Linked DNA regions of Homo sapiens: region 2 is linked to region 1. Evidence: chromatin contacts called from ENCODE Hi-C or POLR2A ChIA-PET data. All regions are on one chromosome and are shown on one strand. The core of a region is the stretch at or near the end of the contact, and the rest is flanking DNA. Distances in the headings are between cores, read along the strand shown. Region 1 holds the start of IER5 (immediate early response 5). Region 2 holds the start of RGS16 (regulator of G protein signaling 16).

Region 1 (3,560 bases), core at 558-3,057:
TCCTGATCTCAAGTGATCCGCCCACCTTGTCCTTCCAAAGTGATAGGATTACAGGCGTGAGCCACCACACCCGGCTGATTATTTTGTAATAAAAAAGACGGCAGCACAGAGAAGTGAAGTAATTTTCCAGAGGCCATGCAGCAAGTGAAAGGTGAAGCTGGGATTCCAACCTAGGAAGCCAGCCTCCTCAGCCTGTGCTCTTAGCCATTGCTTTATAGTGACTAATAACTTGCAAAGAAAAAGAGAAGAGAAAAATTCTTGTGTCATTACTCAATATATGCTATTTGGTTTTGTAATTATTCGTGTCATTATTTTATATCTTCCTCTACGTGGGCTGAAAATTCCTAGAGGGGAGGAACTCTGGGTCTCAGAGCCTGCTGTCTCAGTTACCATCAGTTGTGGGCACAGGTAATGCTATTGAGCCATCACATCCTCTGGAGATTGTGAATTGGTCATGATCAAGCCCACTCTTCACTGGTATTTTTCCTAAATAAATTCATTGCTTGACCAACCCCGGGGCAGGATCAGGCCCAGGGTTCCACATGGACTCCAAGAAAGCAGTGCTTAGTTTTCTCATTCAGATTGTGGCTGAGAAGTTGTCATTTATCGTCTGTACAATAACGCAGATGTGTATGTGACTTCCCCCTTTTCAGCAGTGGAGACACTGAAGCGGCCTGAGGTTATTTACCCAGAGTCCTCAGGCAGGTCTGTGGTGGAGCTTCGGTGGAACTAACTGGAAGTGACTCCATGTTTCCAGTCCAGGACCCTGGGCAACCCCGTGGTAATTGTGTCCTGATATACTTATAAGGACCAGTAGATGGACTAAGTTGTTGACTGACCAGAAAATTCTGGAACTCCCTAGCACTATATTTTTACCTTGACACGAAATGAAATTATGACATCATCATGGGAACACAGGACTTCTTTCTTTTTATTTTCAGAACTTGCTCGATTTTTCCAAGGGTGGACTGGTCAGTCCTTGTAATGGAAAAATGGAAATGGAAAAAAAAAAGGAAAAAAAAATCATTGTGGAGAACCTGTAACATCTTCCATTTAACTTATTTGATAACTGGGTTTGTTCTAGAATCTAGAGAACAAAGTGAAAGATGCCAGCTTTAGAGGACAACCAATAACTTTGTATCTAGACACGATTCCTTGAAAAGAAGCCAAAAACCTAGGCAAAAACTTTTAGAATCCCCCTTTTCTTTGGGGTTAGAACTGACAGCTGCTAAGAGTGTATGTGACTCTAGCGGGGAAAGCGGCTCATCCAAAAATAATGATTGCCAAATACTTTGCAGTAATACTATTTGTTATCCAGGGGTGTCCTCCGCCGCGTATGGCCACCATCTCTATTTTTGCCAGGGTTGAGGGGGGTCGCTTACAGGTGTGGCCGGCCTGGAAACGGTGGTGTGGCTGGTGAGGGCGGAGTCGATCAGGGAAGGATCAGGACTTTATGGCAGAACAGAGTCCACCACCGTGTTCGGAAGAAAGTTCGAATATTTTGTTCGCTTTGGTTCCGGCAAGCCATCGCACAAGCCAGAATCTGTAACTCCAAACAGTAGCGCTCTCGAGCACCGTCCCGAACATTCACTCCCCACGGGCCTGGTCTGCGGCCGCAAGCCGTCGCCCCCTTTAAGAGCCTGCTCCGCGGGACTAACGTTCGAACGGGCCCTGGCGCCCCTCCTCGGGCTCCGATTGGCCGTGCGCGGCGCACGAGGGCGCGCCGGCCAGCCCCGGAACGGTTGGCGGCCCTTCGTGATTGGCGGTCGAGAAGCCTATATAAGGCGCGGGGCAGCCAGGCTGCCCTGTTTAGCGACCGGACCCGAAACGGGGAAGTTGTCTTGTTTGGAGAGGTTAGTAGAGCAGCGCGCGCGTCACCAGAGTCGTTTCTCTTCGGAGTCTTAGGTGATCGAGGGTGTGCCCAGGGGGCGGACTTGTTTGCGCCTCCCGTTCCCTCCCAATTTCCAAACGTGTCACCCCGGCGCCGACGGCCCTGTGCAGGGGAAGCAGATGGAGTTCAAGCTGGAGGCTCATCGCATCGTCAGCATCTCTCTGGGCAAGATCTACAACTCGCGGGTCCAGCGCGGCGGCATCAAGCTGCATAAGAACCTCCTGGTCTCGCTGGTGCTGCGCAGCGCCCGCCAAGTCTACCTGAGCGACCCGTGCCCCGGCCTCTACCTGGCCGGTCCCGCTGGGACCCCGGCGCCGCCACCGCAGCAGCAGCCCGGGGAGCCGGCGGCCGGGCCACCCGCCGGCTGGGGAGAGCCGCCCCCGCCCGCCGCTCGTGCCTCTTGGCCGGAGACCGAGCCGCAGCCGGAGCGCTCCTCCGTCTCAGACGCGCCGCGGGTAGGGGACGAGGTGCCGGTGGCCACGGTGACTGGAGTCGGGGACGTTTTTCAGGGCGGAGAGGCGGACGCGACGGAAGCTGCCTGGAGCCGCGTGGAGGGGCCGCGCCAGGCGGCGGCCAGAGAAGCCGAGGGTACCGCCGGAGGCTGGGGCGTCTTCCCCGAGGTATCTCGTGCCGCGCGCCGCCCCTGCGGCTGCCCCCTAGGCGGGGAGGACCCGCCGGGTACACCGGCCGCGACCCCCCGCGCTGCCTGCTGCTGCGCGCCGCAACCAGCGGAGGACGAGCCCCCCGCGCCGCCCGCGGTGTGCCCCAGGAAGCGCTGCGCGGCGGGGGTGGGCGGCGGCCCAGCGGGCTGCCCGGCGCCCGGCTCGACCCCGCTCAAGAAGCCCCGCCGGAACTTAGAGCAGCCGCCGAGTGGAGGAGAGGACGACGACGCGGAGGAGATGGAGACCGGGAACGTGGCTAACCTCATCAGCATCTTCGGTTCCAGTTTCTCGGGACTCCTACGGAAAAGCCCCGGGGGCGGCAGAGAGGAAGAGGAGGGAGAGGAGAGCGGTCCGGAAGCCGCCGAGCCCGGGCAGATCTGCTGCGATAAGCCGGTGCTGAGAGACATGAACCCCTGGAGCACAGCCATCGTGGCCTTCTGAGCCCTTGGCCCCCCTGCGGGGAGGAGGTGGAGCAGCGGGCGTCCCCGAAGTGAGGGCCAGGCCCTTCCCGGCTGCGAGGACGCCCAGAGACCGCGGGCGCTGAGCGCGTTGGGCAGACTGGTTGCCTCTGGGCATCGCAAACTGCCCCCGGGCGCATCTGGCTTATCTGGAGACCTGGGAGCTTGAGGCTCATTGGAAGAGGACGATCGTTAACTTTTGTGTTTGTGTATGTCTGTGTATGTAAGTTTGTCTTGTGGCATTAAGACTATTTTGCTCTTCTGGAATGCACCACTCCTTCCCCAGGGTTTAAGAGATTGGGGGCAGACAGGGACTTTCCTCTGCCGGCTGCGTGGAGAAGGAAGCGGCTAAAAGGTTTGGGCCGGGGAGTTCCCCATTCGTTCTCCGGGGAGGGAGGGACTTTACACCTACCCCTCACCGGAAAGCTAGACCCGCTTCAGGGCCAGGAGTGGCGTTTCCGCACAGGATTTCCTAAGACGAGAGGGATTTAGCCAAGAGCACAGACTTGGATTCCTTCTGTCCCTCCCCACCTTTCTCTCCCAATGAAG
Region 2 (3,043 bases), core at 168-2,667, 1.5 Mb after region 1:
TGGGAGAGTCTGGGAACTAGGCATTCATGCCCTGTGTGCCCTCATCCGTGGATGGACTTGGAGCCCTGGAGCCACCTACCCACTCACCCATGAGCCAAGTAGTCATAACAGACCAGCAACAAGTCCCACTAAAATCTCTAGGGAGGTGTTGCCAAGGTCCACTTAGCGTGTCCTGGCTTCTCCCTGTATTTCCCTCCTCATGACTCCCTTCCCACTCCCTTCCCTCTCGGAGCCCTGAGCTGGTCAGCAACACTTACTTCTCTTTGCTGTGTTTACTGCCCCACTCGAACTTGCCAGTACTCCCAGTATCGCAGCCCAGCTCTGATTTGTGAAGAAAGATCCCCAGACGTGTCTTGAACTCTTTGGCTCTGAAAAACAAATCAGGAACATGAAAGCATTCTCTCATTTGCTCAGCCAGTGTGGAGAGGTTTATGGGTCCCAGAAGAGCTCTGGGTGGTGCCACCCAAACTTTAGCCTCAAGAGTTCCTGGAAACTCTTGGCTGTCCCCAGGCCAAGAGTGCTTCTCTTATCAGCATCATCAACCCCAAAGCAACAAAAGCAATGTTTGAGCTATGCTGTGGTAGGTCTTACACTTTCTGGGTAATACACACGCTGCATATATGGGCTTTTCCCTAAAGTCACACTGATCTCTCTTCGTGCCTGTTGATTCAGAAAAGAACTCAGCATTCTTTTCAGAAGTATTTCTGAACTGTGTGGGAAACTGATTCCTGCCTTCATCTTTACTTTTTCCTTCCCAGCCAGTAAGGATTGGAAGCTGTTGAGTAGCTCTCTGGAATATGGACACACCCTCAACAGTGGGAGCCCCCACCCCCACACACCCCACCAAAAAAAAAAAAATCTCCCTGTCTTCCAGGGGCAGAGGAGGCAATGCCCCTAGCTCTGGTCTGAGGAATGAAAAACAAATGCTTAAGAAATGGGCAGGCTCAGTGCTGCCTGGAAATGTCAACGTGGCCTTCCCGCAGCCGGGTCTTCAGCAGGTCACCTGAGCACGACTGCAGTTTGTCAGAGGATGGGGATGGCAGCAAGCCGCGGGCCCTTGCTTCCCTTCCCCTTGCTTTCTCCCTGCTCCTGGAATCTGAGCACGTGGCATCAAGTGCGCTTCTACCTCTCTACTCAAGCCTCTAGCGCCCCATCCCCGCGCCCACCCAGGTCCCCAGGCCTGCCGCTCCACTCCCTAAGAGTTGGTGGGACTTCCCCCAAGCAGTTGGACAACCTCCCCTTACCTCTCCAGGCAGGTGGTGGGGAAGGCGGCCAGGGTGCGGCACATGGCTGCGGGCGCAGGGCAGCACGTAGTAGGCAGGATGGTGGCAGGCTCCAGGAGGCTCCGCGTGCGCCAGGAAGCAAAGGCGCGGTAGCAGGTGCTAGTCAACTGCGGTTGGGTTTAGCAGCCTGCAAGCGCCCAGACTGAGCGGCCGCTGCTTTAAATCCCCTCGGAGGAGCGGGGCGGGGCTGGGCACTGCTGACCAATCGGAGGGTGGGGCTGGGCGCTGAGAAGGCGGAGGCGGGGCCCGCAGCCAGACTGGGCCGGGTGCAACTTTCGCGGCAGCTGGAGCACGCGGAGCTGCACCCTCCGCCCAGAGGACGCCGCGTGTGGAAGGAAAAGCGGCAAGAGAATTGGCACGGGGATGAGACGTGCACACCCAGTTTCCTAGGGAAAAGTACCTGCCGACCTCTAGTAACAGCAGGAAAGTCACGCAGCGGTGTCGTGTTGAGAGAGTTTGCACGGGGGTGGTGGGTCTGGGAGGCACACAGGGCTTTCTTTGATCGCAGGCAAGTCTGAGCCTGCTGGGTCCTGAGGACAGGCGCACAGGGTGCAAACCTGGGCAAAACAGCATCTGATTATACTGATAAGTACCCTTTACGAGGCTCTTACCATGATGGACACGGGGCTAAGTAAGCTCTTCATCATCATCTCCATTTTATAGATGAAGAAATCGAGAATCAGAAAGCTAAATAAACTTGTCCAAGATCACAGTTGGAGATGACAGAAAAGTGGAATAGGGATGAGTAGTTTATTGAACACCTACTATGTGCTAGGCACATAAGTAAGACTTGCTCAAAGTCTTAGTTATTAAATAACTTGCTCAAAGATGTGCAGCTAGTAAGTGTTGGCTCCAAAATTCAAATGTGAATTTGCCATTCTTTTTCCATTGCACACACACACACACACACACACACACACACCACACACACACACAAAGGTTAGTACCCGGTCACGGCTATACCTGTGGACGATCCTGGGTTTAAGCAGTTAATACCTTATTGTCTCCATCTCTGACATAAAGGTAATAAATGCCCTTCCTCTCACCTCATCTTCCCATAAAGGCATTGGGATTGCTATTAAGAGGCTGTATGTGAGGTTAAAAGTACAGGGTCTAGAGTTAGATTTTCAGGTTTCAAGTCATGGCTCTGCCAGGTGACCTGCTGAAGACCCAGCTGCAGGAAGGCCACGTTCACTGTTAACTGGCTACTGATGGGAGACGAGGCAAACTGCTTAACCTTTCTATGCCTCCATTTCCTTGTCTCTACGAAGAGAACAACTTATTTCATAAGGTGGTTGTGAGAACTAAATAAATTAATTCTTAGTTTGAGTTCCTAGGAACTAGACTCGGGTAGACACTTGCATGCAGGAGGTTTACTGGGGAGAGTTATCAGAATTAAGAGGGAGTAAAGAAAGCAGGTCTGGGCAGAGGGAGGAGTTGAAGGCCATGCCATTTCAACAGAGACCCCAGCTGGTTCCAAGGAATGCCCGGAAGCTCAGCTGGCCCTTTGGAACTGTCCACTGAAGCAAGAGGACAAGGCCCTGGTAACCCCATAAAGACCATTCATTGCATACAGCTGCCCAAGAAGACAGCCTAATCTTAAGGCAGTGCCCTTTGTCAAGAGCAATTCCTGGAGAGAGACTAACACCCTGGGAAATGATGATCACAGTCCCCAAGACGGGATCTGGGTGGCACCGCACAGCATCCGTGACAACATATAAGGTGCTTATATGACAGTGCTCAACATGTAGTCAGCAGTC

The links. Hi-C counts contacts between places; a loop is a spot of excess contacts on that map. ChIA-PET counts read pairs that join two places held with the same protein, here RNA polymerase II (POLR2A). Pooled maps may share reads with other maps.
Region 2: a pooled map shows a loop between it and region 1 (3-fold over the local background). The contact joins the promoter of RGS16 here to the promoter of IER5 in region 1. A Hi-C loop is called at or near these places in 1 of 168 maps with a recorded cell type or tissue (natural killer cell), 1 of 37 single-sample maps with no recorded cell type and 9 of 50 pooled maps. POLR2A ChIA-PET finds 5 or more read pairs at or near these places in 2 of 52 experiments (A673 and WTC11).

Annotation. Positions count from the first base shown.
Region 1 is chr1:181,086,893-181,090,452 of GRCh38, forward strand. IER5 (immediate early response 5) reads left to right here and starts at 1,808. Exons shown (of 1, transcript NM_016545.5): 1 at 1,808-3,560. The coding sequence starts at 2,011. The coding sequence ends at 2,994. It overlaps LOC124904465 (a long non-coding RNA gene), which reads right to left and starts at 1,609. Exons shown (of 2, transcript XR_007066762.1): 1 at 1,383-1,609; 2 at 905-978. RefSeq lists silencers at 1,587-1,856, 2,167-2,326, 2,527-2,746, 3,321-3,560 and an enhancer at 3,137-3,306.
Region 2 is chr1:182,602,972-182,606,014 of GRCh38, forward strand. It overlaps RGS16 (regulator of G protein signaling 16), which reads right to left and starts at 1,418. Exons shown (of 5, transcript NM_002928.4): 1 at 1,245-1,418; 2 at 258-368. The coding sequence starts at 1,288. RefSeq lists enhancers at 983-1,042, 1,133-1,182, 1,653-1,732.